Regions from separate parts of the Homo sapiens genome. Here region 2 is linked to region 1. A link is a loop called in an ENCODE intact Hi-C map of the cell type or tissue named here. Cell type or tissue: PC-9. All regions are shown on one strand. Each heading gives the region's core, and the rest is flanking DNA. Links, peaks and the distances in the headings are about the cores only. Region 1 has its middle 87 kb from the start of ATXN1. Region 2 holds the start of LOC124901268 (a long non-coding RNA gene).

Region 1 (16,932 bases), core at 3,707-11,706:
ACGTTGCCATCTCTCAGAATTAGTGGAAAAACATACTTACTCACCAAATTACTTTAGACTGCTACACTTGACAATCTTTAAAAGACTGTTCTAACTCTCCTGGACACTATGGTTCACGTCTGTTATTCTCCTCTTCTCCCAAATGATTTGAATGCCTAGATTAAGCTAAATGACTCCATGTAGTCAATAGTTGCCTTGAAAAATTGCTTGAATCTGGGCAATTTATCTGCCCACCAGTCACATAGTTCATGGCATTTAACACACTCACACACCAGAGTACAGTAAGCTAAAGGTTTTAAAGACTGACTAATACTCCACCGTGATAGGACAGACGTTTGGAGTTTCAGCCAAATCTTGTAAATTTAGCAATGAATATCAGAGCAACTCCTTCTGTTACCCTAAATGTCAGGGACTCTTACATTTTCATGAAGAACACACAGGTCTTGGTTTTTAAAGGTCTTACATGAGCACTTTCATTGAAAATCATAAGGTTTGTCTACATTGAAAAGATGAGTGCTACCATTAGAGGCACGTGAAAAATTAACCTGGAAGTTCAAGGAGTGTTTTGATGTTCCTAGGTGTGGATTAGATCAAACTTCAGCACTCTAAGAGAGCTCCAATTAGCATATTTCAGGACCAGTATGACCACTTTCCCCCACAACCAATGTTTCAACATAATCAATTATATATTTTCATGCTCTATTATCTGAAATTGAGCTAAGTAAACTATGTTTACTTAGTAATTGAGCTAAGTAAACTATTTGATACCCCAAAAAGAATTTTGAGTGTAAAGATTAGTCTGTGTTTTGCCCCATATATTTTACTATACCACAACCTAATTACTTCCTCTTCTAGGTGGTTAACTTACTCCCTATTACAGAGCCTTACCCATCCAGTTCTTCCCTTGATTCTATTCTAGCATAAAGTCCATAAGACAATCTGTGGAAGGTACCTTCAGTTTTGAAATATCCATATGCCCATGTCTATGTGAGTGCTGATACTTTGAGCCAGTTCCAGTTTATTTGCTGAGTTTTATCCTCTTGCCCTTGTCTTGATTTCTGACTTTGCAGTGCTCCTGACAGCTCAACTGTTTTCAGATAAACTGCTTCCACGTTAACCTTGCCTTGCCTCACCTATATCTGGCGTCCAATCTTGAATCCAACTACAATTATAGCACAACACTATAAAAACAAGTCCATTTAAGTGTGCTTGGGCACAGAGAAATAACAAAGAATGTTGAGTAGCCACAAATAAACTATGCATGTGGCAGTTGGGTTGAGTCATTTTGCAACTAAACAGCCACATTTGAATAAGACTTATATGGAAGCCACTCAGGTATAGTTTCATAAGAACTATGGGCACCAGGGATTGTTCATCTCACTTCTCACATTTGAGAAACCTTCCCTGATTGCCTGAATCCAAAGGGACTTGCTTTCTGAAGTTATGTAGCTCCTATTGTGTGTACTAAGTGCCAGGCATTTACCATTGTCTGGCATTGCACTGTCTGATTGTCTCATTGGCTCTATTTTTACACAGGGATAGTCTTCCTAAATAGATGAGAACTGTGCCTAACTAATTTTTATATCTCCCACAATCTGTAGTTTATAGTAACAAGAAGATATTCTCAGAGATTTGAGCAGCTAGACAGTGTGATACGGGGTCATCAGAGGCATCTATTTGAGTGAATTGGAAAATGACCTGGAACCTAACTGTCGAGTGAGGATTGATGGGAGGGAAAGAAGAGATTGTGAGACAGAATGAAGAAGACAAACAAAGGAAGTTCAACTTGCTGCTCTGGTTTAGACTAAACACTACCATTTTCTTTGTTCCACGAGGTTTTCAGAATTCCCTTCTTTACTACATGATTACCAATGTTATTTCATAGGTGGCAGATTAGACAAGAGCCTCCTGAGCATTCCTAATGCCACCATAAAATAATTGCAGCAAAAGTCCCAGGAATTCAGATTTAGATTTATCCTTATAAGGTTATTTACCCCTCCGACAGCTCATAATAATACTCAACTAAAGTGAGAAGGAAGCTCTGTCCAGAAAAATTCCTTCCTCATTCTCCTAACTCAACATGAGCCTCAAAGGTCTTTGGGAAACTCAAAACTCATAAAGAGCACGGCATCCTACTTATAAGCGTTTTCAAGTCAAAGACACTCTTCTCATTATCACAACTAGCAACTATGATTCTTTGAAATGACTTATGCCTGGGAGTGATTAGTTTGTCCTCTTTACATATTCATGCCTTTATATTAATCTATTGTATGTGGCTATGCATTGACCAGCTCAAAAAATCATTTAAAAAAATATAAGTAGTGTTTTTTTAAATAATAATATTTGGTTAAACCCAATAAATGATTCAGCAAATTCTTTTTTTTTTTTTTTTTTTGAGATGGAACTTCACTCTTGTTGCCTAGGCTGGAGTGCAATGGCGTGATCTTGGCTCACTGCAACCTCCGCCTCCCGGGTTCAAGTGATTCTCCTGCCTCAACCTCCCAAATAGCTGGGATTACAGGCATCTGCCCCCACACCCGGCTAATTTTGTATTTTTAGTAGAGACGAGGTTTCCCCATGTTGGTCAGGCTGGTCTCAAACTCCCGACTTCAGGTGATCCTCCTGCCTCGGTCTTTCAAAGTGCTGGGATTACAGGCATGAGCCACCATGCCCAGCCAAAACTGTTTTCTTTTAAAGACATAAATATAGTAAAGGGATGTTTTCCTCCCAAAATAATTACAATAATGCCCAGGTATCTTGGTAAGCTAAAATAGTCCTAACCACTTGGGCCCACCCTCCACTTTGGGATCTGACTCCAGACTAATGAAGAACTCACCATCTTACTTTAGACTGACAGTTATAAATTGTCTGAGTGGCTGCAAACGTCCAACTCCTTAGAGGCTTGAATAATATCTTTTAGTCTGTAATTATAAGCAGGAGCAAATGAACGTCTATACACTATGATTTTGAGACAGATTCAAATAAAAAGAATTGGTAGCATTATGAACTCTACCTCAAAAATATATCAGATAGGTACAAGTAGATCAATGGGGAGACCCAGAAGATGTTGCAGTTTTCTGCAGTCAAACAAATTATAGAAATCAGGGCAGGAGGAAAAGAATACAGAGCATGCCAGGGTGGCAAGATCCATTTGTCTGTGTTAACGTATCTATCTGCTCCCTATGTTCTCATATTGACCTTGGTGCGATGAAGCCTGCAGTGAGGCAGAAGACCTACGCTGTTGTACGTATGGCTCTGCCTTATGTTTGCTGTGTGGCTTGGAAAATTTTACACCAACTCTCTGGGTTCCAGGTTCTTCTTCTGAAAAATGGAGACACAAGTGCTTTTCCTATTCACCCAGAGGGGTAGTTATGAGGATAAAATGTGATAATTTTGGAACTGGCTCAGTGTCTTAAAGAGCTCTCTGCCTGCTGTTGACAAGGGAAGTCTAGTGTAGACTTTCAGAAGGCTGCCTCCCTCTCTCCAAAGGTTGCAGTAGACAGTGGCCACTCCTCCATCCCATGAGCAGTAGCATCACTCAGCATTAGCGACTAACATTGTTTCTGGCGAGGTCCTTGCTGTTCCTCTATCTCCGTTTCCAATAAGATCTTTTTCAGATTACTTTGGAACTTCCCAAGACGGCCTTCATCCAAAATGCAATGTTCAGTTCCTTTTTTGATCCGTATCCAGGAGCCCTAGACTAGACCAGTTCTCCTAAAACTCATTGAGCTTCAGATAGAGCCTCAGGTTTCAGCTTGCCTGGAAAAGATTTAAGACAAGGAGTTACGTGAAGATTTTGTAAACTATGAAATTCTACTCTGTTGTAAAGTAGCCCTTTGTGATTTTACAGTAATGGAGCACTCACTGAACCTTCAGAGGCAACTCATTCCATCTTTGGATAGCTCTGATGGTTGAGCTGGAATCCAGGTCCCTGTCACTTTTTGCCATTGTGGTCCAAGTGCTACTCACAGTTCCATACGGAAGTCCAATCACCCAGGACACTTTTTCTTTTCTGTCCCCCCTAAAAAGTCTCTTTTTCCCTGTTGTTTCTCATGGATATAGTATCTAATTCCTTATTGCCCTGTTTTCTTCTCCCTGAACACCTCCAGTTTTTCTGGCTTGAGGGTAATAACTAATAATAATGGTTATTACTAATATTCCACTAATAATCTGCCAGTTCCTCCACAAGAATATTATGATTTTGTGAGATTCTTAATGAAGCTTCAAATATAGACGGAAAACAAAGGTCAAAAATCTAGCTTATTTCCTTATCTATAAGCCTGGTTATATTGTCGATGAAAGAAATGAGTTGTGTTTGACATGATTTGTTCTTAGTGAACCAGTGCTAGCTCCTAGTGATCATTGCTGCTTCTCTTAAATAATCCATTCTAGCATCTTGGCCAGAATTCACTTTCACTTCCTTTCTGGAAATCAGAATGACACCCCAGTTTTTGAACCTTCCTTGTTCTCTGTAACTCTTTACAGATTCATAACAATGACTCAGCAATCTCTTTAACAACATTTCTCATTTTCGTCTTTTGATAAGAGATGAACCATTTGGATCCCAGAAATGAATGCAAGCTAACTTTGTGTGTCTGATGTGGATACTTCTTTCTGTGTAAACCTGAAAGAAGGTTATTTCTGAGGACTGAGAATTCTGTTTAGAGAGAGGGTGGGCTGAGACAACAGACTTCACTATCTTGAAACACCAACATCCACAACCCTCTTTATGCATAGTCCAAAAGAACATGAATTGTTTCCTAGCAGACAAGGTTCAGAGCGTGTACAGAAGAGAAAAAATCATTAGTAGGATCAGGCGGGACAGGCAGATAAATGAGGAATGAAAAGGATGACAATCGGAACCTGTGTTTTAATCCTTCCCAGGGTGCATCACTCCTAGAAAAGAGAGAGGACTTTATTAGTCTACATCTTTCTCCACTTAGGTTTGGCATGACCAGCAGCATCTCTCCTAGGAGGGAAACTACAAGTGTCTGCTGGTCTGGATTAAGATACAATAACAGGGGAAGCATATGGTCATTCACATGGTGCTTGTTCCCACACTGCGCCAAGGTTAACAAATTAATGAAAAGGAAGCACGCGACATAAATGTTGAGCCTTATTAAACATGAGATCATCACTCCCAGCTATCTTTATCTTACAAGAATCTAAATTAAAGCAATGCAACCCCTCTTCCATGCATACACAGTGAAAATCATTCTTACAATAGCAAATCATATTTTTGAGGACAAACAACAGCAGTTTTAAACTCTAAAATTGTAAGGAAAGAGTCTGTTCTAAAAGAGTTTTATTGAGATGATATGGGAAGAAGCAGTGTTATTTATTTAAGTACAGCATTGCATTTTCCTTTGTCCTTTCAACAGGTTAGTAATTACAGGAGTAGTGATTAGCCTTGACAGAGGGTACACAAAACGATAAATGGATACTGTGTGCATGGGGGGGCTCTCTGGTGCCAAGCTTATTATTTTCAGTCAGAGCTAATTATCCTTATTATACTGCATGACTCTTTTCTCGTGAATTATGAGTGGAAAAGTGCTGAATAGAGTTTTTTTCCAAAGTGCCCTGAACTGTGGAGGGAAATGAAAATTACAAACAATGAAAAGCTTGTTAGACAATGAGAGCGATCATCTATAAAGGGATTCTGAAGGAACTTCCCTTTTCCTGCGCTATAGAAATGTAAAGTGCTTATCAGAAAATGATCAGGGTTTTGTTTTTGTTTTGTTTTTGCGTTTAGTTTTTTTTTTTTTTTTTTTTTGCCACACGGATGATGGGAGGAAAAGAGTTAGACTCAGCTCAGCCTGGGGCAGTAGCAAAGCAGCAGGAAGAAAGATGGAAAGTCTTACTTAAATCTTTGTACAGGATCAGTAAATTATGGAGGGTGGGGGGCAGATGGAGGGTGGAGGGCAGGGGGAAATTGTGTTTAGACACAGGGGCAGAAGGAATTTGTGGTTGCTGATTCATGCAATTAGATCCCCACGGCCAGACCCTTCAGTGTAAGGAAAGATAGGATCCTGCCTGGCCCAAATGCCACCTGAGAACCGACCTGAGAAGAGACACTTCAGTTTGAAATCCAGTTACCACTCAATCCTTTATCTGTCTCTTTTTTCCCTTCTCTATTGCCCCCCTCCCATTATAGTGATGCATATGAACAAAATTCCACAGATGGTGCATGCTTTTATGAGCTCAGTCCTGAAATTTGGTTCGAAATTTCCCCAGTGTCCTCTGTGCTTCTCTCTTTGCAACAGATGCACTTAAATGTTAGCAATTTATTTGCGGCCTGTGCTCCAGCCAGAGCTGGAGAGACAGGGCTGTTGTACAAAGAGTAGCACAGCCACTAACACAGCACGAGGTTCCCTGACCGCAACTGCTGGGGCTGCGGGAGGAGGCCTCTGTTTCTGTGGGCACAGCCAGTCAGTCACAGGAAAACCAAACTTTATCTTCCCCTCCTTCCAGCTCAAGTCTGGTCCCTGAATAAGACGTTAAATCCAGCGATTGCCGAAGAAGGGCTTTCCTTTCTTTAGCCTATCATGCCTAGTATTCTCCACACGCCAGCATCTCATTCTCAATTTTTACCAGTTAGCCGGCTTCTGGGATTCGGAAGGCTGGAATATAGAATTTCATGAGAGTTCAGGAACAGGCAGATTCTTTTTAAGGACACCAGGGCTCTGTAAGGTGACACCCTCTAAGAATACAGCCTTGGTTCCAGGGTAACGAGTGAGTCAACCCTTTTATTTAGTATGTCAACAGTGAAATGCTCATTTAGTTGGACTAAAATATTCTTGAACAGAAAGTTATGGGCTCCCTGTGTGGGTTTGGAAATGTCAGCCCAGATAAGCAGGCAATTAATGAGAGTGCAATTGTTATCTTCCTCTAACGCAAGCATCACCGATGAGATTAAGAGGTGACATGTGATTGCCCAAATAGGGGCGTGCACTAGTAAAACATAATTAAGGAAGGAAGTACATCCTGGAGAAGCAACTTGAGTTGCTTAGTGAGGATGACATCTTCTTTATGCTTGTAATATCGTTACATAGGTGAGATCACCACAGGCCAAATTGCCCAGATCCTATCCACAATCCAATGGTATTAGGAAACTTGTTATTTTAACCTGTGATTCACACTTTTTCATCCTCAATACAGGCTAATCTTGTCACTCTTCTTAATAGTTTTTGTTCCTTTTCCACAAGATTCTTTTCATTAAGATGAAGAGATTCCAATGTCCCTAAGTCTGAGTGTTTTTATTATCGTTATTTCTTGCTAATTAGTTAAATTTGAAGTTCCTTAAACCATTGCACCAGAGTATGACAAACAGCCTTTCAGCAAGGGACTAAGCTGGTACCCAGTTTCTACACACATACCAACGGGGTCATGATGTCCACCCAGCATATTTGGATCAATCATTCTGGTGAAAATTACTTCCCAGCTAATTTCATGGACTATTTTTGATGTGATCATTCACCTTTTTCTTTTGGAGGGGGTGGAGAGGAGGGAGCGGAACTGTAGTCTAGAGAGTGGGGAGCAGCGTAGTCTCTGCTGTCTGACCACCAGCGCTGCAATTTTGATCCATGTTTCCCATATGACCTAAGCAAGTTACTTACAGCTTCTTATCTACTATTCCCTTATCTACAAAGTGGGCAGTAACATGATTTATTTCAAAGGGGTTAGATTTGAAAATTTATAAGAAGCTTAGCACAGTTCCTGGCATTCAGTAAACACTCAACAAATTTTATTGTGGTTATTTTTATTATTTTATCGGCATCATGGTCATTTAAAATAAGGTGGCATGCATTTATATAATAATGCTAATGTTATACTCCCATATTGTAAAAAAGACAATAATGCACTCAGGTATAGTCATCATCATTTGCAAAATGTTAGGTAGAGAGGATCCTGATGAAATAAGCTTCAAACAAAGAATGATTTTTTTAAAAAACCCAGATCTGATTCTGATCATATCACTGATCTGCTTAAACCCTTCAATGGGTTAAGCACTGCTCATAGGATAAAGCCCAAATTTCAAAACACGACTTTGCAAGGCCCTTTGTGACCATGTCTTGCTCACCTTTCTTACCTCAAAACAGATCGCTAAGCATGGGCTTTCATCTGCCTAGAGTATTCCTCCCTCCTCTCTACCCATAACTAATGTCTACACATCCTTCAGGATCTGACTTCCATGCAACTTCTCCCTTGAAATCTTCCCAGTTTCTGCACACCTGAGTTGGCTGTCCCTCTGGCCTGATACTATAGCATCGTGTGTTAGTTTTGTTGTTATTGTTGTTGTTGTTTTTCTGTCAAAGAATGCTTTGGAATTGCCATTGTTCTTGTCCCTCGCTAGCCCAAGAGACCCTTGAGGATAGGGATGGTGAGTGCCGAGTTCACCACAGTTGCACAGTGCTTGTACGTATGGGTGATTCATTTACATAACAAATTTTAGTGAGTCTCTACATATGCATTGCTCAATCCTCCATCCTTCCTCAAGTGAGCTGCACAGCTCAAATGGATTCACAATTTAAAATTAGACTTAGCCTCATGCAAATACATAGCTCAGTACTCATTCCGGCTTGTTCTATTACTGTATGTGAGTGGGAAATTCTAGGTGGAGGTCGAGGTTCAGGACATTTGCCAATAACTTCACCAAGTCAGCCTTTACTTTCACCACAAAATGTCTTTGTAGCGGGGAGCTAATGAAAGGCAACCTGCTGAAGGTGGGTAGGAGACTTCCATGCTGCACTGGCATAGCAAGCACGCTGCTTATTCATTCATTTGGGATGGTTTGGAAGGAGAACAAAGCCCCTCCCACCAAGCTACCATGATGCTTCCCATCAGGCAATGCTGCCGCCAACGCCCTTCTCATTTCCCAATTAAATGTGGAAAGCCAGCTTCCTGGAAATTCCAAAACACAGGGACAAAGAAACTAGATGTCTGTCCATATTTTGCAAGGCAATCCTGGCAGATGGAGCAGCTCCTCGATAAACTTTTACACCTGAAATTCAGATTTTCTGATGAAGGGTATAAGGCTTTGTGTTATTTGTTGACAGTTATGAGCCACAATCATATTTAAATCTCCCTGCAAACTGTATCTGTTATGCCAAAATAGCTCTGGTTAGGTTTACAGCCTGGGTAGAAGAGTAGCTCCTGACGTTATTAGATGTGTAAACCACTGAAATGTAGTGCTTAGGGACTTATGTGCATGGAAATACACAGGTTTTGTTAAGTATATTCCTCAGCTCTAAAAAGGAGAGGGACCAATTTTGTTTGTGCTGTTAGCATATTGTTTGCTTGGCTAAAGTCAGGTTGCCATCAACTGAGGGGATAAGGCATGAGTCAATGGCTAAGAAAACTTAAAAAGGCTTAGATATGGCTGCTTTTAGCTTTCTGAATGGCTGGTGCCCAGCTAAAATAACAGATGCATTAATACTTCCCCAGTGTTACACAAATGCTAAAGGCAGTGGAAAGCTGACCTTCTCATGCTTCTTAACAGTTTTAGTCCAATTATGACCCTACGATGCAAATGCTAAGGCCTGCTAGTGGCTTCTTACTATAATTATTTTGCTATTGTCGTCAAAGCTGTCACAAAATCAGTGAATGAAAGCAGGTGCTCTTTTTCTAAGAATGTGAGCAATCTGCTTATTTCTCCAATAGGCCAGATTAATTATATTAGCTTGATGCAAACATAATTGTAGTTTTTGCCACTACTCTTAATTGCAACAACTGCAATAACTTTTGCACCAACCTAATATTAGTGTGTCAACACAATCATGCTAAGGACATGAATAAAATGCATGCATATGGAGAAAATGTATTTATCTACAGAACTGTAGACTTCTGCCCTAGGGAAAAAATGGTCCGATGTCCATGTTTTAAATTTTTTTATCTCCAATCTGTCAACGGCAATGATTACATCATTACAGTGAAAATGCTGTTCACTTTCAGACTTAGGCAAGACAGGGAGCCATACACATCCCAAAATACCTCCATCAGGGAGCACCCTTCAGAAAACACCCCTTGTTTTGCTCTGTTTTAATTGAGCAATAGCCTTTTACATGAAGTTCTAGATTTTTTTTTTTTCAGATTTTGCATTAAATAAAATAAATCGACCTGAGATTTTCAGTTTTATCTTGGCATTTTTTCCCCAGTGATTTTTTTTTTTTTTGGAGATGGAGTCTGGCTCTGTTGCCCAGGTTGGAGTGCAGTGGTGTGATTTCGGCTCACTGCAAGCTCTGCCTCCCAGGTTCACACCAGTCTCCTGCCTCAGCCTCCCTAGTATCTGGAACTACAGGCACCTGCCACCACGCCCAGCTAATTTTTTGTATTTTTAGTAGAGACGGGGTTTCGCCATGTTAGCCAGAATGGTCTCAATCTCCTGACCTCGTGATCCGCCCACCTGGATGACAGCCTCAGTTATTTATGGCTGTTGACCTAGGTATGTGTGATGTGGGGATGGAAGATTGTTTGGCTTCTCTGTATGTATTGCACTAAAACCATAATGAATAAACTATAAGTTAAATTAGAAACATTTTAAACTCTAATTAATTAAAAAATTAATTCACAAAAATCAAATTACCTTCCCAAAGTGTATTTTTTAAGAGAATGGGTAAAATGCTGACTATTACAAGATAATAGTAATGGAAAAAACTGATTAAGTAACTGAGATACTGCCGGTCTTATAATAATATTAACATATGCATATCATAAGCACTAAGTAAAATAATCTTATAGTCTCTCCTCACCACAGAAAATCAGCTGAGTCCCTGAGGGAAAGGTTATTATAACTTCCTCCCCCACCTGGTACATCCTTGGACATTAGCCTGGAAGGCATCTCTAAAGGTACTTAGCACTAATTAGCACTTTCTATAAAGATCTTCATTTGTGGAATTACTTATAGGGGAGTCAGGCATCTCTTAAAACGGGTGCTGAATATTCTTTAGTGGCTCATAGAGAAATTTTGGCTGCCTTTTTCAAGTGAGTTTCATAAAAAACAAATTTTTAAAAAAAAGTAGAGACATTTACAAAACTTTTTAGAAATACATGCACATTCTAGAAAATTCATTGTGTACACTTATTAATAGCACCGTGGCGAAGGAACTGGACTGAGATCCAAGAGACCGATGCTCTGGTCCTTATTCAACAGGGGGCCAATCGTAGGACCTGGGCCCAATCTCAATTCTTTAAGCCTCACTTTCTTTACCTGGAAAATGGGGATGACATCTTCCTTCTCTCACTGAGTCCTTGTAAGGATAAAATGAGACAACTGACAGGAAACACTTTGAAAAGCTGAAATCGCTAAGTAAATGAAATATCTTATTATAGAAATTATCCAAATTCTAAAATGTCTAAGCTCATTGAAAAATAGATATTTGATTATTTGTAAAAATACTATGCCTGGAAATATCAGGCAATAAGTTCCTTGGTTGTACCCATTCTCTTTTTAAAATATAGTTTCTCTATTTGCCCATTTTTTGATGGTTGGGCATTTTTCCAGTTCCTCCATGACCTCTGGAAGAAAATTGTTTAGTGCTTCTGGGGTTAACTTTAATCAATTTCTTAACTTTGTGGGATATAATCAGATAGGTCTAAAAATTTAAATACAATCTTTTTCTGGAAATTCAACTTAATGGGACACTTTCTAATCCTAGAATGATTTTCTAGTCTTAACTTTTCTTTCTTTTTAGTTTTATTTTTCTTTCAAAATACCTAAGCAATTCATGATTATTTTAGAAAATTTGAAAAACAGAGAAAACAGAGGAAAAAAAATTTCCATAATCTCATTGTTTTTTAGAAGTTACCTAAATCAAGAAGTAAAAGACCCCTCTTCATGCATCGGTCCCAATCCCCAGAGACAATCACTGTTTTTCCCAGGAGAGTACGTATCCTTTTTCACTTACGCAAACCTGCCATCAACAGAACACCCATATATGACAATAATTAAATCCCACTGCTTGATAGTCTTCCAACTTTCCATCATATAAAAACCATAGCTTTACACGTTTTTTCAATTTTGTCCATCTGAAGCTATATTTCAGTTCACAGCTTATTAACTTGATTTACAATTTTTATATATTTCGACAGATGGTAAGTGGCCTCAATTTGTACTCTGGCCCCAGGCTCCACAAATGTTCCAGGCAGAGCCGCAGCAGTGAGCCTGCTCCAGCGGGTGCTCCCTGGGTCCCAGCCTCTGTTGGGCCCCACAGAACCCCTGAGTCATCTTGGCCCTAGCCCCCAGGCTCTTTCTGGAAATATGGATGTAGGGGATGGGAAAGGACAGGGTGTAGCAGACTCAAAGGAAGAAGAGGAACAGAGATCCAGTACTACATGACACTGTACTCTAAAGGCTTTTTAACTTTCTGTTCCTGCACTAGACTATAAGCTTTGGAGGGCATTGGCTGAATCATGTTTCAGGCACAGAACTGGCTTTCAATACATAGCTGTAGAAAGGACTGAATGAGGCCGGGCACGGTGGCTCATGCCTGTAATCCTAGCACTTTGGGAGGCTGAGGCAGGCGGATCACCTGAGGTCAGGAGTTCGAGACCAGCCTGACCAACATGGAGAAACCCCGTCTCCATTAAAAATACAAAATTAGCCAGGCGTGGTGGCGCATGCCTGTAATCCCAGCTACTCGGAAGGCTGAGGCAGGAGAATCACTTGAACCCGGGAGGTGGAGGTTGCGGTGAGCCAAGATCACGCCATTGCACTCCAGCCTGGGCAACAAAAAGCAAAACTCTGTCTCAAAAAAAATGAGACAGAGAGAGAGAAAGAAAGGACTGAATGATTGAATGAACAAACAAATGAGGAAAAAAGAGAGTCCCATCACTTATATATTTCCATATATATGGAAACATATAATTACTTACGGATCTCATACACTAACTTATGGATCTCATGCACTAACAATTCTGAAAGCAGAACATTAAAACACTGAGTAAGGTGCCTTTGGCCACTTCCTTTTAAATACGTACCTCTCAGTATATTTATGAAAATAGCAGTGCCCTTAGCTGATAGTCAAATGACATTTTCACCCTAAATATGACTGCTAACATGGAATGCTCTAGCTGAAGTTGTGACCTACTTTTTAAAAGTAATACACCTTGCATGTAGCGGAGATAAACATTTTTTCCCTACATTGTGGATGTATTATCAAACTCATTGTTTGCTCTTGAGTTTAATCATGTATCAGCCCAGAATTGTAATTCTGACCCTGTGAAGTAAAAATGCAACAAGGACTCAAAAGACAGAACATTCTGGGTAAGTAAGGCTCTGTTTGTGCATTTTAGTGGCAGATAAATCTAGTTGTGTTGGCCACATTTAGAGTACAAGTGCCAGTGTTGACAAAATGGCAGCCAACAGTAGGTAGACTCTGCTGCCAGACCCAGGATGACCAACATTTTTATGTCTAAGATCACACTATATTGTTTACACAATATAAAGGAACCATAAAACAAAAACACAAGCATTGCTGAAATATATGGGTCAGTTTCTCATCATGCCTGTTTTGCAATCTCAATATTAGCCATGCTGCCAGGCTTGGATTTCCATGCCTATAATATAGCAATTTCATTTCTAGAAATTTATCCTAAGGAAATAATCAGCGAGATGCACAAATATTTATATACAAAGATTCTCATCACAGCGTTGTTTATATTAGTGAAGCACTGAAAACTGTCTTAATGTCCTACTCTAGGAGACTGGATAAATAAAGCGCGGTGTAGCCAAAGGACATAACATTATAAAACCATTAAAAACCATCATGGTGTAGCAGGACAGCAAATTGTGTGGGAAAATAATCATGGTATATCTCACAGCATATTGTTAAATGAAAAGAACAGTTTGTAAAATAACAGACAATGTGATTCTACTAAGAATTCCACCTAAGAATGCAAAGAAAAATGACTAGAATGCTATAGAGCAGCATTTTAACAGTGATTCTCGTTGGGTGACAGTAGGAGTGATTTTACTTTCATTTTTGTGCCTTTATTTTATAAATTTCCTACAATTAATATGTAATAAAAAATTTGGGAGTATGTAATTCTTAAACATGACTACCTGATATCAGCATTCTGGTTTGTAACATTGATGATTGTCACATTTTATGCTCAACTCCCAGTCTGCAGAGCCCCACACCCAAAGTCCTCTTAACCCCTGTGTTTGGGTATCTGTATGTATTTGGGTAGCTGGCTTGTATGCTCCTTCGATGGCTGGGCCTGTGTCTTCTTCATTTTTGTATCCCCAACATGAAATAAAAGTCATGAAGCAATCCTAGGTTTTCTCAAAGATCCAGGAAAAATTAATCCAAAGAAATACTTCTGAATTCCATGCCATAACTGAATGCATTCCTCCAGCCTCCCAACTGGTTCATGGCACAAAGTAGCCACCCAGGTTAAAACCTTGTAGTCAATTCAACGTGATGGGCTCCAACTGTATCTGTCGAATTTGCATGCCCTTTAGTAAGCATTTTACTATTCACCGTATAGGACTATCACCCAGATTTAATTAAATAGTTGATTAAACATGATAATGGTGGTCATTTCAATAAAGCACTGAATTTCAATTCCTTGTTCAGAACATAATCCTTATGACTACATTATCTCTAGGGGAAAATCAAATCTTTTTTTTTATCTTTTTCCAGGAAAGTTTTCCACTTAGTAGGTGAGAGAATTGCTCTCACAAGGGCGATTCCTGTATTCTGCACCTGGAGGCTGGAGTGAAAGGGTGAGAGGGAATGCTCACCCTTGTACCTGAGCCCTTGATTGGCCCTAGATGTAAAGATGTCATGGACGCTCACCTTAGGATATTTATGACGTCTAATGGAGTCAGCGAGCAAGGGCATTCCCTAGAATATCTGCTGCAGCTTTAGATGCCAGTACACGTAACTCTCTGGCAGGTAATTAGGGACGAGGCAATCTAGTCTAGACTTTGGGATTTTTCTGGTTGGTTCCTGCATGCCCAACCAATCAATATGCATTAATCATTGAACGCTTATTGTTAACATGATTCAGCCTCAATGATTCATCTGCATTACACACAGGGAAGTCTGTTGTGACTGGAGATGGGCAAAAGAGTTAAAGGAATGAAGAGACGTGTTTTGCCTAAAGGTGCAAAATATTTCTGTGATAAGTGATGAGAGCACCATGGTGGGGTGGAGAGCAAATGCAAATTCATCAGGAATTTCCAGAAATGTGCGGACGGCGCCTTCCTAGCATTGTCTGCATGGCAAATTCAGCACTTGGCGTATGCTACTTCGAATTGTAATTATTTTTCATTTATAGATACCTTATCCTTCCAGCTTTGTTATACACTCCAGAAGGGTAGGGGCCACATTGCTTACGTCTGGGTCTCCAGCACCCAACACCCAGCCTCAGAGAGGTAGCCCCTCAGTACTAATGATGGGAGATAGCTGCCTCCTTGGTGATTGTGATGATGCTGCCGGCAAAATCTGCCATGCTGACCAAATAAAGGTAAAACTTTTGGAGGTGCTGTCAAGCTTGATTGCCCAGTGAAGCTTCTTTGGCCTGCTAATCACTGAAAAACAGGCTCTCTCACTCATATGAGATCTCCCCTCCTTCCTGTTCTCAGCTAGAAATACCATGAGAACAGACTGTCTCACAGTGTTTTCAGATTTCCACTTCTAGTCCCTGCCAAAAGCAGGAAGTGCAGAAGTGGGCGATAATTCTTTTTTTCTTTTTAGAACACTTTATTAAAGAGTTTTGGTTGTTACTTGTTTTTCCCCCTGAACCTCATTAGAATTAATTTGAGCAATACTTTGAATTCACATGATGATTTTCTTACAAGGCACACAAAAAGCCTTATTTATCAATGCCATTTCCCCATAAGGTAAGGTAGAAGGAGCTACCGAGGGTAATGAACATTAAAGATGGAAGGCACCTTGGGGATTTTCTACTCTGGCATATTTTTTAACTGATGAGAAAATTGAGACCCAGAGTCATCGAGTGGGGGTATTTCCTGCTCTGTGTCAGCACATGCCTCCCTGCCGTGATACAACACAGTCATTCTCTTGTCCTGCACTGCCACCACCCCTACCCTATCACCACTTTCCCTCCCCACCCCCACATCTATTCTACCCCTCTGCTCTCCTGCTCCTTTCCCCAAAGTCAGCCCTTTCATTTTGGGAGAATCAATAGCAGATAACCATCATTAAAAGGACCAAGAATAATCACCGTGTCTGACTGTACTTTTGGAAATGAAGGAAGAAAGGAGGAAAAGGAAAACAAGAAGGAAAGAAGAAAACAGAGGAGTAAACATAACATAAAAGGGGGGAGGGAAGAAAGCAAATGTTTATCAGAGACCAAGGAAATGCCTGCTACCTCCTTTCAACATAATGCAGCAACTCAACATCCGGTTGGATAAGCTGATCTATTGCATGGCACCATTTTGGTTCTACCTCCTGGGGGTCATTTTTCTACCCCACCTGTTCTAATACTCTCCCCATATCTTAGATCGATGCCCAAGGGGGCAAGTGAGTCCTCAAATGAGAGCCAGAGGCAAAGCAGAAGTAGGCCTTACAGGTTCTATGGACTAAATTGTGTCTCCCCCAGCTGCATATGTTGAAATTTTAACTCCCAATATGACTGTTTGAAAATAGTTCTTGCTAAAGGAGGAAATTAATGTTAAATGAGGTCATAAGGATGGGGTCCTAATCCAATAGGACTGGTGGTCTTATAAAAAGAGGAAGAAAGAGTGATCTCTCTCTGCACACACAGAAGAAAGGCCATGTGAGAACACAGTGAGAAGGGTGCCATCTTCAAGTCAGGAAGAGAGCCTTCACCAGATACTGAATGGGTCTTTTGATCTTGGACTTTCCAGACTCAAGAACTATGAGAAATAAATATCTGTTCTTTAAGCCACTCAGTCTGTGGTTTTTTGTTATGGCAGCCCCCTAGCAGAGTAATACATGTTAG
Region 2 (13,693 bases), core at 5,133-13,132, 80 kb after region 1:
TGGAAGCATATGATTTTTTGCCTCTCACCATTTTTTGTTTTTTGTTCTTTTTTTGAGATAGAGTTTTGCTCTTGTCATCCAGGCTGGAGTTCAAAGGCGCGATCTCGATTCACTGCAACTTCCGCCTCCCAGGTTCAAGTGATTCTCCTGCCTCAGCCTCCAGAGTAGCTGGGATTACGGGCACCCACCACCACGCTCGGCTAATTTTTGTATTTTTGGCAGAGATGGGGTTTCAACATGTTGGCCAGGCTGGCCTCGAACTCCTGACCTCAGGAGATCCTCCTGCCTCAGTTTCCTAAAGTGCAGGGATTACAGGCATGAGCCACCATGTCTGGCCCATTTAATTTTTAAGTTGCATCCATGTTGTGAGAGTACTGTGGTTCATTTGTTTTCAGTGCTGTATAGTATTCCAAGTTTGGATATATGACATTTTATTTATCTTCTCTACTGTTGATATTTTGACTTGTTTTCAGTTTAGGGTTGTTATGAATAGAGTTGCTGTTCTTCTGGTTCTCATGTGTACATATTTCTCTTGGATATTACCCAGGGGTGGAAATCCAGATCACTGAATATGCGTGTCTTCAACTTCAGTAGATAATGCCAAACAGTTAACCAAGAAGAATAATTGCAATGAGCATTCCCTGGATCCAGGCATGAGAGTTTCCACTGCCCTACCATGGGGTTTGGTGTCATTTTTTTTTCCTGAACTTGTCTTAATTTTCGGTTTTTCTCAATATCTATTAGTTTAGTTATGCAAAAGTGCTGTATATTTTTTTGAGAAAGTCTTGCTCTGTCACCCAGGCTGGAGTACAGTGGTGCAATCTCTGCTCACCGCAACCTCCACTTCCCAGGTTCAAGCGATTCTCCTGCCTCAGCCTCCCAAGAAGCTGGATGACAGGCACCCGCCACCATGCCCCGCTAATTTTTGTATTTTTAATAGAGACAGGGTTTCACCATGTTGGCCAGGCTGGTCTCAAACTCCTGATCTCGAGTGATCTGTCCGTCTCAGCCTCCCAAAGTACTGGGATTATAGGCATGAGCCACCGCGCCCAGCCCTATTCTAATGTTTTAGAATAGCATTATTCTAAATGCATTGTCACAAAGTGAACACACCTCTGTGACCACCACCCAGGTTAAGATAGAACTTTCTAGCACCCTAGAAGCCATCATCATGTCCCATTCTAATCCTAATCCTCTCTCTTCATCAAAGGTAAACAAGTATAATTAGTGTAACATGATTGATTAGTTTTTCATATTTTTAAATTTTGTACAAATGGAACAGTATAGCAAGCCTTCTTTTATGTCTTGCCTCTTTTGTATTTTCCAACATTGTGAGATTACTTTGCATTGTTGTACGGAGAGGAATTTTTTCATTTGTTTCTTTTCTCACCACAAGGAGGAAATTTTGGCCTCAGGGTGCTGACCTGCTCAACACTTCTTCAATTCATGGATGTTACTAACCAGTGCTATACAAGGATGAGAACACTGTAGAGCCATTTGTACTACAGTGGTTTTCTGCTGTGTGAGTACTATGTGCTGGGGTTGGACAGGCTGCAGGAAGAGTGGGTGCAATACCTCCAAGCCACCCCTTGGCTTTCATAATGGCAACTCCATTTGAAATGGTCTCTCAGTGATATGGGATGCTTTCTTTCTTTTCTTATCCACCTAAAATGCAAAACTGCATTACATCCTCAGGCCGCATGCTTTTATGTAAAGCAGAGCTGTCAGTGGATTTTACTGAAAAGTTGATTTATTTCTGAAGCTCATGGGAGTCTAAGGATAAGACTGGCATCTGGCCACAGGGAGGGAGCCTTTGACCTAGAAGCTGAGACAGCTTCAAAGCTGTGCTGGCACGTCAGGGAACACGGCACTTGTAGTAAAAATCCTGGCCTCAAAACTTTCTAGGGGAAAAATCCTAAAGCTGTCTTCCAAAAGGAAAGGTAAAATCAATAGCTTATGTTTTTTACTCTTTCAAATAAACAATGTTTAACTGTTCTACACAAAACAATTGTTTAAATCTAGCGTTTGTTTTTATGTCAACAGAGTTTGAACTCTCAAAATGGAATCTTGATATCAATCTATTTTTTAAATCAGCCCTCATTTGGCAACTCTCTGAAAAGCTGTGTGAATGTGTAGTAAACGTAATTTTTTTTTCCTGAGGCCTTGAGCTGTAATTATTAAAGCTTCAAATGCCCCCAGTGATCTTAGCTAGATAATCAAATTTGGATCATAGGAATGAAATAACCTAAAGTGTGCCTTCATTACTGCTCTACTGAAAATAATTCACTTAAGATAATTCTTACCCTCCTCCACCCCCATTCCATTACTAGATCATGGAGATAGACAGTGAATTTCTTTTTAAAAATTTTTTGTATTATACTTTAAGTTTTAGGGTACATGTGCAGGTTTGTTACATATGTATACATGTGCCATGTTGGTGTGCTGCACCCATTACCTCATCATTTAACATTAGGTATATCTCCTAATGCTATCCCTCCCCGCTCCCCCTACCCCACAACAGGCCCCGGTGTGTGATGTTCCCCTTCCTGTGTCCATGTGTTCTCATTGTTCAATTCCCACCTATGAGTGAGAACATGGGGTGTTTGGTTTTTTGTTCTTGCGATAGTTTGCTGAGAATGATGGTTTCCAGCTTCATCCATGTCCCTACGAAGGACATGAACTCATCAGTTTTTATGGCTGCATAGTATCCCATGGTGTATATGTGCCACATTTTGATGCAAAAATCCTCAATAAAATACTGGCAAACCAAATCCAGCAGCACATCAAAAAGCTTATCCACCATGATCAAGTAGACAGTGAATTCCTAAGAATATTCAAAATGATCAAATTAATTCTCAAAACAAAGAATTCCATGTGTATATCTAACAAGTATAATTTTTTACCGCCACAAAAATAGGATAAGGCGAGGTGTAATGGTTCAGGCCTGTAATCCCAACACTTAGGGAAGCCAAGGCAGGGGGACTGCTTGAGCCCAGGAGTTTGAGACCTACCTGGGCAACAATAGTGAGACCCCCATCTCTGCAAAAAAGAAAAAAAATTAGCGGGGTGTGATGGTGCACGCCTGTAGTCCCAGCTACTTGAGAGGCTGAGGCAGGAAGTTTGCTTGAGTCCAGGAGGTTGAGGCTGTAGTGAGCCATGCTCATGCCCCTGCACTCCAGCCTGGGGGACAGAGTGAGACACTGTCTCAAAAAGAACAACAACAAAAAAAATAGCATAAAATGTTGCTGAAATTATGTGCAAAACAACAAAGCAAAATGCTGACTAAAATTGCAAAATTTAAGACCTTACTGCCAAACCAGCTATTGAGGAGCTTACCGATTAACTTTCTAGAAAACAGGAAAGAACACTTTTTAAAATAGCTGATTGAGAAGAGTTTTTATTAATGAACTACATATGTATCCACTGGAAAAGTTATCTATGAATATATATGTTATTTTGAACAAGAATATATTTAGTCTGGTAGAAACTTAAACTATGTGAAATCAAGATTTCATCAAATTGAGCAGTGCTAAAGTGTTTTTGTTATCCTTTCTTTTACTAAAAAGATAAAAATCCCCTTTCCTCCCACTTACCTCTCTCTCCAAAAGAGGCTGGAAGAAGTTCCTAGACCAGGAAGGCACTGGGTAGGAAGTAATTGTGTAAGTCTCCCTGTCTCCTCTGCCAGTGCTTTTTAATCCTTATCTACCAATCTTCCCTGCTATTTCATGAAAAGAGGATCCCAGCTGTGCCAAATAGTGTGGTAGCTATATAATCTAGAAACAATCCACAGGGGGTTAGGACAGAAATTAACAAATCTATTTTAGCTTGAAATCTTACTTGTAAAGAATATCAACCAGTTTCCCAAACATCTACAGACCAGACAGAAATGCCATCATCTCACTTTATAAGAACCCAAGTGTGCGGGCTGCCATGATCAAAATCTTCTAGAATTGGATTTTGCTCATCACAGCAGTGTCCACCTTCTATGAGGACTAGAGGAGAACAAACACAGGACTGGGAGGGAGATGTCTTAGGTTCCAGTACTGAATTTGCCACAGACTAGTTGTATGATCTTTGCCAATTTCCTGCAACTCTTTGGCCCAGATTCCTGTCTATAAAATGAAAAAAAAATAATTGAACTAGATTCTGTAAGGATCTTTCCAGTTCTAATAAAATGGCATTATATAGCTATATTTTCACACTATAATTAATAGGCCACCCTCTCCTCATTATCCTGCATCCAGTTAGATTAATTGACACTTGTGGTTTTTTTTTGCAGATGCACTGAGAGATGGTGTTGGGGTTGGGAACCTAACTCATTCCTGGTACCAATCACTGGTCACTTCTCAGATGTGGAGTCAACTGAATGTGCTTTTGTGTCCTACCTCTTTAGGTTCTTGTAGAGCAACCTCATACCAAAAGTATGAGGAAGACTAGGTGAAGAGATCTGGGCTGCCATGTGTGTTTGTGATGTTCCCTGGAGGACTCAGGATTCATAAATCAATGGACCTCACTCTCTTTAATCTTTGGGAGTTATATGCATAGTGTCAACATTTAATAATTATAACTAGGGCTCGGGGGGCAATTTGAGATAGTATGTTGCAAAACATCACCAATGAGACCTGACATGTGAGAGAATTTTCCTGCACTAAGAATGACAGCAGATGCCACATTGAGGAGCTGCAAACTGGGAGCAAATCCACTCCATCCTACTATGAGCCCTTCCTGTTTTGTCAGCTAGCATGGTTTCCTAAATCTCAAATTGCAGCAGAACTGTTCTGCAATTCCATGGCTAGCTATTTCGGGAGCCTAACACAGCAGGACAAATGTGCACAAGTCCACACAGTATGACAGAAGAATTAAAAATGTATTTACCATCTGTTGGTAGTTTCCTTGCGGGTCTCTTTTCTTTTCCTCTCCTGCAGCCACAAATAGGGTCTTCTCACTTCCTTCCAACTTCAGAGAGCTGGGTTCTCTTCACATCTCTGCAAATGCAGGGCTTGGTTTTTTTTTTTTTTTTTTTTCTCTTCCTTTTTTCTTCTTCAAATTTCCCAGACTGTTGAACTCTGGTCTATTTCAGCTTCTAGAATCATTTCCCTCAAATACAAAGTGGAGTGAGGCTGTGAAGAGGTTACAGTGTTTTGCACATCTTGTGTGGCCAGGCTACTTTCAGACACTATGCTTCGATTCTGGTCACAGAGGACTCTGGGAAGCTTGCGGGTAGAACAGGAGAAGTTCAGCCCAGAGTAACTGAAGGAAATTAAGTCATTAAATTAGCCTTGAGAATTCATGTTGGCCCTTTACGATCTCCTTCGTCCTTACTGTAATGGGATACTTTAGACAGGACTTTAATAGGAAAGGGTTCTAGGGATTCAAGCATGAACCTCAAGTGAGAATCATTTCCAGCCCATGTAGCAGCATGAGTAAAAATTATAAGCTGGAATAGAGTTCTGTTAGTTGGGAAACCACTTAGGTTGATCTGAAGCCAATTCGCTTATGGAGAAATACTCAGTTCTCAATGAGCATCACTAGCTTTAATTTCTGGGATACAGGTGTTATTCACAATTCATGTATAATCCAAAAACTAGAGATTGGATTAAAAATGGTCCCTTAGCCAAAACATTGCAATGCAGTGTTATGACTGTAACTGTCCTATTTCATTCAGGTAATGACTTGTTAACAATTCTCAAGCTGCATAGGTGGATAACTTCACTTTGAAACCAGTGCTGGGTGACCCTGAACTTTGGGCAGGTCCTTTAAACTCCAAGCCTCAGTTTAATCACCTAATAAGTGAGAATCATGATCTCTATCTCACAGTATCATCATGGGGATGAAATGAAATGACATCTGCAAAGCCTGAGTGTGAGACTCAGTTCATTCCAACTCAGCTTTAATAGTCATGTCAGACACTAAGGCAAAGGTCAAGTAAAGAGAACATATATTATACCATAGTGTGGACCAGATGGATTAGTTTTGGATTAGCTCCTAATGAGATAATCATTGTGTTGGGGGCTGACAGAACTTTGCACATAGTAGGTTCTGGAAAACATTACTGATTAATTCATTTAATAGTCAATGCCTATTTAGTGGGTGTCTATCATGTGCCAAGAACTATTCTAGATGAATGAGCCAGACAAAAAAAAAAAAAAATCTCTGCCCTCCTGACAATAAACAAACAAACAAAGTAGATGACATAGAATGTTATAAAGCAACACATTTATGGGATAAATGAGCAGGGCAAGGTGGATCGGGAAAGTGAGGGAGTAGAATTTTTAGTAGGGTGTTCACAGCAGGCCTCACTAGGAGGTTGATTCTTAGAAAAAATAACCTGAAGAAGATGAAGGAGTGGGCCATGCGAACACAAGAGGGAAAAGCATTCCAAGCCGAGGGAACAGCTAATACAAAGGCCCTGAGGCAAGAGAGCAGCTGGCTTATTTGAGGACCAGCAAAGAGGACAGTGAGGCTGGCAGTGTGGGAGCAAGGACAGGGATAGATGAGATCAGAAAAGTTGAGGACCTGATCGAGGCCAGCCTTGTAGGCCATGAAGGGCTTTTACTTGACCTTGGGGGAGCCCTTGGTCTCTGAGCAGAGCTGTGGCATCAACCTAATGCAGGCAGTAGACTGGTGTGGGCCGGTAACTGGAGAAGTAAGGGCCAATTTAGGAGGCTGTCGCAGTAACCCTGACGAAGGACGGTGGTGGTTTAACTCCAGTGGTAGCAGTCCCAGGGCTGAAAAATGGTCAGATTCTGGATATGTTTTGAAGGTAGATTTAACTGGATTTTTGGCAAATTGGATGTGGGGTCTGACGAGAGAGTCAAGACACTGCCAGCGGTTCTGGGCTTGAACAGGTGGAAAGATGGAGTTGCCATTTTCTGAGATTTGCATGTAAGAACTGCTTTATCCATCTCAAGAGGACTTCCTTTGTATTCTGGCTTCAGTGTGAGGCCTCCCCTTCCACTCGCTCAGGGAAACTTCCTGAAACAAATGAGCTTCTCGGTTTTTTTTGGTTTTTTGAAAAAGGAGAATCAGAAAGACCAAGGTCTTCATAAGCACTTTGATAACACTCAAATAGACAGTAAAAGAAAGCCAAACAATTAGCATTGTATTTCCTCAATATCAAATTAATTTAGTTTTTGCGGTCTCTTCTTCACCCCAACCCCACCCACATGCTGGAAGACTACTTCTGAAGAGGGAAGCTGCTGGTGCATCGGGCGCCCAGCAGAGGGAGCTGAGGAGGGCCGAGGAGGACGCCGACACCAGCTGACGCCCCGTGCAGGAGTGTAATGTACTTGTGCTCTCTGAGGCCTGGAGCCAGAAGCCAGATGTTTTTCTGGGATGACGAGGAGGCGGTTCTAGAACTCTGTAAGTTTTCTATTCCATTAGACCTTTTCTTTGTTTATTGGTATTGTCATAGGTGCAAGACCAAAAGTACATCCAGAACAGATTACCTAGGAGTATCTGCAGCAGGAAGAGGTAGGGCCATATACGTAAATAAAGAGAAGAAAGGAGAATCCAACAGACCTGGAATCATGGATCTCATAAGGAGGGTGCATTCGTCTCCTAGGATGGCTATAACAAAGTACCACAAACTGGGTGGCTTAAAACAACAGGTATCTATTCCCTCCCAGTTCTGGAAGTTAGAAGTCTGAAATCAAGGTGTCAACAGGGCCATCCTTTCTCTAAATGCTCTAGGAGAGGAGGCTTCCTTGCCTCTTCTAGCTTCTGGTGGTTGCTAGCAATCCCTGGCATTCCCTGGCTTGTGGCAGCATATCTCCAGTCTCTGCCTTGTCTTCACATGGTCATCTACCCTGTGTCTCCTCTGTTTCTGTGTCTTCTCTTCTTATGAGGACAACAGTTGCATTGGATTTAGGGTCCACCCTAAAACAGTAAAACCTCATCCTAACTAATTACATCTGCAAAAATGCTACTCCCAAATAAGGCTACACTCATAGTTACTGGGGTTAGGACTTCGATGTATCTTTTGGGGTCACAATTCAACTCATAACAGAGGGCAGTGGAAAGTTACATGAAAAACTGATCAGTGGAGGGGAGTCACATAATTGGAGCATAAACAAAGGAAGCGCAGTTGCACGCTGAAACTGTAAGGGAGGTCAAATGGGTTTGGGAGTAGCAGGAAGTATTCAAGTAAGAGAGCTCCCACTTAGGATACTCTCTCCATCTGTGCTTATGGCCCTGTTTTTTTCGGTTAGAGGTTTAAAAAAATATTGTATAAATAAAAAGAATAAGAAAATAGCACTTCTCTGACTCACACATTGGGCAGAGCCGCAGACTCCTGTGATAATCAAGAAAGACTTCACAGAAGTGTTGATGCTTGAGCCGGATCTCAAAAGCATGAGGATAAAATCTCCATGCAAAAAAAAAAAAAAAAAAAGGAGGGAGGAGAAGAAAGGGCTTTCCATATAGAAGGTATATGCACACGCATAATGTTATTTAAATGATATCTCCTTCACCTCTTTAGGTGGGGAGTAAAGTCTTTAAAAGGCAAGGCTCTTGTTGTCTATTTAACCTGTATTACTCAGACACAGTATTTAAACAATGAAGGGGCAAAAATGTTTCTGGTTTTAATAAATGCACAAATAAGCACATGATAACCTGGAAGAACACTAGGGGCATATATCAGGAGGAGTTAATTATTGGACACATTTGCCAAAGCACAAATATGGAAACCCCACCCTCAGCCAGATCTGGAGAAATCAAAGAGTTGAATGTGGTATAAATTCCTTTGCCCTGATTGCATAAGGAGATCTGCCAACATTTTTCCCTTTGATATATTCCTTTCTGTACAAAGGGTCGAACTGGGTTCTTAAAAACCCAATCATGAACTAAGATATGCAATTCTGAATCACCATTGCGATCTAGGAAAATTAACTCCTCGCTGATCTTCCCAGATAAGCACCCAAGCTTGTTGCCTCCAAGATCTGCATCAGGGTCTGGCTAGTTTCTGTCTTAGAGCAACTCCCCTTTTTTGGCATAAGAATGTACAGGATGCCAGCGAAGTTCACACTGGGTCGTCTAAGTCTCTTTAAAGGCCTGATGATTCATTGCTGGGGGTTGGGGTGAGAAGGTAGTGAGGGGAAAGGAAGTGCTAAGCCAAGGGGCGGAGCAATATAATTATGAAATTGACAGCAGGAAAAGCTAGCCCTGGGAGTGAAGGGTTCACGTGTTCTTACTCCTGGTACTCAAGCTACAACTTTTAAACTGGAATAGGTGTGGGGAGTTAGGAAACATATCCTGTAATTTGATTGGCTCTCAGAGGAAATGCATCCAGTGCCTCATATATTTGTAATAACTATGATGTATCGATTTTCTTAACCCATTTATGGTTGCAATTTTTTGAATTTTTGCAATCAGACCTTGGCGATGACCTCGAGCAGTAGGATATAAATAACTCCCACATGCTTAGCGTTCCGATAATGGAACACTAGGCATAAATATTAACATCTGACAAAGAAGAAAAGCTCTCTCATGACAGTGCAGTTAGCAGAATAAAAATTTGGCTGTAGTGGTATGAGTGAATAATTTGTCTTCTTCTACTTGATTTACTTGTATTCTAGCTGACAGGGTCTTCCATTCTGTGCATTCATTTTGTACTTAAAAAGGGATTGTTTGTAATGTACAGTTTAAGTCTGAGTGCTATTATTCTGCTCTGTCAGAAAGCATCTGTGGCAGTAGCCATCGTTTTATGCCTGTGTCTCAGACACAAAGCAAATCAGTATCTTCAGTCGCCAGTCTTGAGAGCTTCCCAGATCTCCTAGCAGTTAAACTTTGGAGAGGCCTGACAGAGAGGGGTTCTGCAAATATCAAACTGCCTGACAACCCTCACTGAAACCCTGACACAGGCCGTTCCCTTGGTGAATTCTAGTTATTTATGTCAAAAAGCAAAGTTTGCCAATGCATTTTTCTCTAACTCTCCCTCTTCGGGGGTAAACTTGGTAAATTCCTCATAAAATAATTTTCTTAACCTCTGACCCTCATTCAGATCAGCTTCTCCTGGCCAATATTGACTCAAGAAAAATAAAGTAACTAAGAGAGCTTATAGCCACATATTTTAATGTCATCAAGTTAGAACAACAAAGAACACTGCTTCACTCCTTCCATAAAAATTTGATGTTTATTTTTGCAGCCTGTTGTTGCCCATGATCTTATTCCGAAGGCACCCTCAGCTTAACAGGCACAAACCATCAGCTGCCACTACCTTCAGTTCAAAAAATGGTGGTTCTGGCTTTGATTTAAATTTGGAAAATGTATTTCTTTTGAGGAAACAAAATGCCAAGTTGTTAATGAAATGCTTTTAATAAATTTCCAAATGCTCCTGGCCAATACCAAACAAAGTTCAACTCATTCATTCTAAGCCTCAAAATGTTGTCTGTTTTCTTTCCATGTAAGAAGAGCTATGTTCTTTAGATGACTAAGACCATAAATTATGATACTTGCCTTATATTCAATCTTGGTCAGAGCTGCATTGATGAAAATTTATCTAGGTCTTGCTTGCAAAATAAACAATGATGGTTAAAAATAATCATTTCTTTTCAGAGTATCCTATGGTACTAAATATATTAGAAAGTTTTTTTTTAAACAGATTTCCTTTTGATGGCCTTGATGTTTTTTAGTTAAGCAACAAATTATATAATTTTCATTATCAATGTCCAAAGCCATCTGTCACTAGAAAGTATCGGCCCCAAACCATTTAGCCACAAGCAGCAAAACCAGCTGTAACTCTAGGATGCTTGTGCTTGTGCTTTCGAAAACAGAGCATAGGTTTTCCATCAGCCTCCCAGGGTGACAAGGTACCAGAGCTTGAGAAGACTGAGTCACAGATAAGCCTAACAAATTTTTGTTTTGCAGGCCTGTAACAGATCTACCAGTGAGATCACGCATTCACCGACAGTCTACTCTCAGTGATCATTATAACAGAGTAGGATAAGTTCTGTGTTACACAGTGTAAGGGGGGAACATGGGGAAGGCAGAAAAATAAGTTATTTACCACACCACTGCAGGGAGCCATGCTGGGAGTCTAAGATCTTAAACTGGGTTCTTAGAACCAATTCCTGTGCCTCCTCAGCCCCAATATCTGTATCAGTGTTGTTCATTAGAAATGAAATATATAACCCTTCCACACATGTGATATGAAACTTTATAGTAGCCACATTAAGAAAAGTAAAAAGAGGCTGGGCGTGGTGGTTCACATCTATAATCCCAGCACTTAGGGAGGCCAAGGCCCAGGAGTTCAATAGCAGCCTGGGTAACATGGTGAAACTCCGTCTCTGCAAAAGACACAAAAATTAGCTGGGTGTAGTGGCGCATGCCTGTGGTCCCAGCTACTCAGGGGCTGAGGTAGGAGGATCACTTGAGCCCAGGAGGTGGAGGTTGCAGTGAGCAGAGACTGCACTACTGCACTGCACTGCAGCCTGGGTGACAGACCTAGACCCTGTCTCAAAAAAAAAAGTAAAAAGAAACAGGTAAAATGAAGTTTAATAATATATTTTATTTAACCCAATGTACACTATTAAAAAATAACCCAATATTTTCAACATTTAATCAATGTAAAAATGGAGATATTACATGTGTGTATATATAATACATAAAATTAATAATATAGGAATAATGAATAATATATATTATATGTAAAATATGTATTTTTTATACCAAGTTTTTAAAATCTGAGGAATATTTCACACTTACAGCACATGTTAATTTGGACTAATCACACATTTCAAGTGCTCAGTAGACATAGTGGATAGTGAAGACCTAAAGTACCTTTTTTTCTTTGTTTTTAATTGTAGACAGAGTCTTATTTCAGAGGTGGGTACTATGAAATCACAGACTGTTGGCAGATGTTTGAGTACAATGACTTTAATTTCACTCTTGACTAATGCTAATGTCATTTTCATTCCCAGGAAGCCTGTCTTGCTACAGTTTGGTGGAGGGTCAAGAAAGATGATTCAGAAGTATGTCTTTTAAGAGTCTTGGTGACACGCACAGAGCCCAGTGACTTTAGTCTGGGTGTGGTGAGCTGACCTCAGAGTCTATTGTGTGAGTGTTTTTCACTTTTGAGTTTGTTTTACTTTTGTGGTCTCCCCAGCCTTATTTGTGAGTGCAATCTAAGGAAAGTATATTTGTTTTGCAAGCACACTATGGTTTGCTCAGATTTTTAAATGACATATGTAGGATTACACCCTCTTTATTCTGTCAGTGTTTCCATTAAAAATTCAAACTTTCTGGGATTTATTACACAGCCATAACAAATTGCTCCAGGCAGAAACTTGGCAAACCCTCTTTAGTGTGGGAGAAAAATTCTTTTCAGCATTTTAGAAAAGATAAAAATAAATAAATGTTTACCAACTCAACTTACTCATGTGATTTTGTGATAGGGAAGACATTCAAATAAAATACACATTATATCTTCACATTTGTTTGTCGTACAAATTTGAAATATTAATATTAGCTTATAAGTCAACTTTTGCTCAAGAGTTGTACAACTGTCCCCCCCGCCTCTCAAATTTTTAATGATTCTAATGTTTGATTCTCATATTTGGAAGTCTGATTGCTATGATTCTGGCAGGTGCTGGATCGCATCAACTATGAATCTTTGTGTTTCAACGTGGTAAAAATTAACAGTTTTCCAAAGGTAAGATCTGTTCTGCTCTGATCTCCTTGCACACTAAGATGTCTTACTCAATTTTATATTCTCAAGTCTTAGTTATTGTAGATGCAGAGTAAGTGACTGCTTGTAAATAAATAATAAATATATAAACATATTATCTAAGAATAACTTTGAAAAACCTTTAAAACTGTAAAAAATGCTCTGGATCTTTAGTCTGTATAATTTCCCTCATTTATGAATACCTCAAAGCACTACTGAAACAATTAAATGACTCAATGTTATGAAAGCACGATGTGGTTCCATAACTTTTTGGATACTTGGCTTTTACCAAGTATGTTATCTGCTTCAAGGGAGTTTTTGAGGATGCAATATGGAAGAGTAGTGAAAAGTATGAAATACTACGTAGGTATAACTGAAACCTAAATCCTCACCACTGCAAGCATTAAGGAGAAACCCCTAAAATTATTCTGAGTGTAAACACAGCAAAAGGCGCATGGACCTTAACCAACATGTATGACACCAAATGAAATTAAGTTACCTGATGTAGGGTCCAGTGAACTGACTCTGTTTTTAGATAAACAGGAGCTACTATTAGGGTTGCCTGATTCTGTGTTATCTTTGTTTTTGAGTAAAGCTAAGGCATCTTAGGGTTGCCTGATTCTGTGTTGTGTTATCTTTGTTTTTGAGCAAAGCTAAGGCATCTTTTTCACTTTTGAGGTCCACTTTCTTTTAAGAATTCAAGCCTAAAACTCTAAAGAAGTTTATCTTTATTTTATTCAACTTTCAATCTGTTCAGTTACATAGTTGTTATGACCTGGTAAGCCTATCTGTGTTTGCTCAGTTGATTTGCTTCATTTTGAACTACATAACAGGCTACTTCCAATGAAAACATATACTACAATGTAAAATCTGTCATGATTTGGAGAGACCTGTGCACTGGTTTTATTAAGCACTCTTGTGCTCCCTCTGCTGCCATGAAGAAAATGTTCATGTTCAAGACCCCAGTACATTCCTCAGCAGAGCATTCTTTTTTGGCAATAATGATGCAGATGTGTGCACTTACAGTGC

Evidence for each region. Peaks named below come from ENCODE experiments on the same cell type or tissue, not always from the same donor. Only the 100,000 strongest peaks of a DNase experiment are listed, where the experiment ranks them.
Region 2: it touches region 1 in a loop (9-fold over the local background); 4 of 110 quality-filtered maps call a loop at or near these places.

The regions. Positions count from the first base shown.
Region 1 is chr6:16,839,541-16,856,472 of GRCh38, reverse strand. No RefSeq gene overlaps it. Among named protein-coding and RNA genes, the nearest start is that of ATXN1, 87 kb to the right of the region's middle. In PC-9, for the core only: no CTCF peak of the experiment used is centred there; DNase peaks (open chromatin) are centred at 5,982, 6,382, 6,882 and 6,942; H3K4me3 peaks cover 2,535 bases; H3K27ac peaks cover 4,802 bases.
Region 2 is chr6:16,764,677-16,778,369 of GRCh38, reverse strand. It overlaps ATXN1-AS1 (ATXN1 antisense RNA 1), which reads right to left. Exons shown (of 3, transcript NR_136240.1): 3 at 11,487-13,693. LOC124901268 (a long non-coding RNA gene) reads right to left here and starts at 11,226. Exons shown (of 2, transcript XR_007059480.1): 1 at 4,876-11,226; 2 at 3,382-3,773. RefSeq lists an enhancer at 8,958-9,252. In PC-9, for the core only: CTCF peaks have their summits at 7,004, 7,205 (motif pointing right) and 8,542; DNase peaks (open chromatin) are centred at 8,259, 8,999 and 11,979; H3K4me3 peaks cover 1,020 bases; H3K27ac peaks cover 6,264 bases.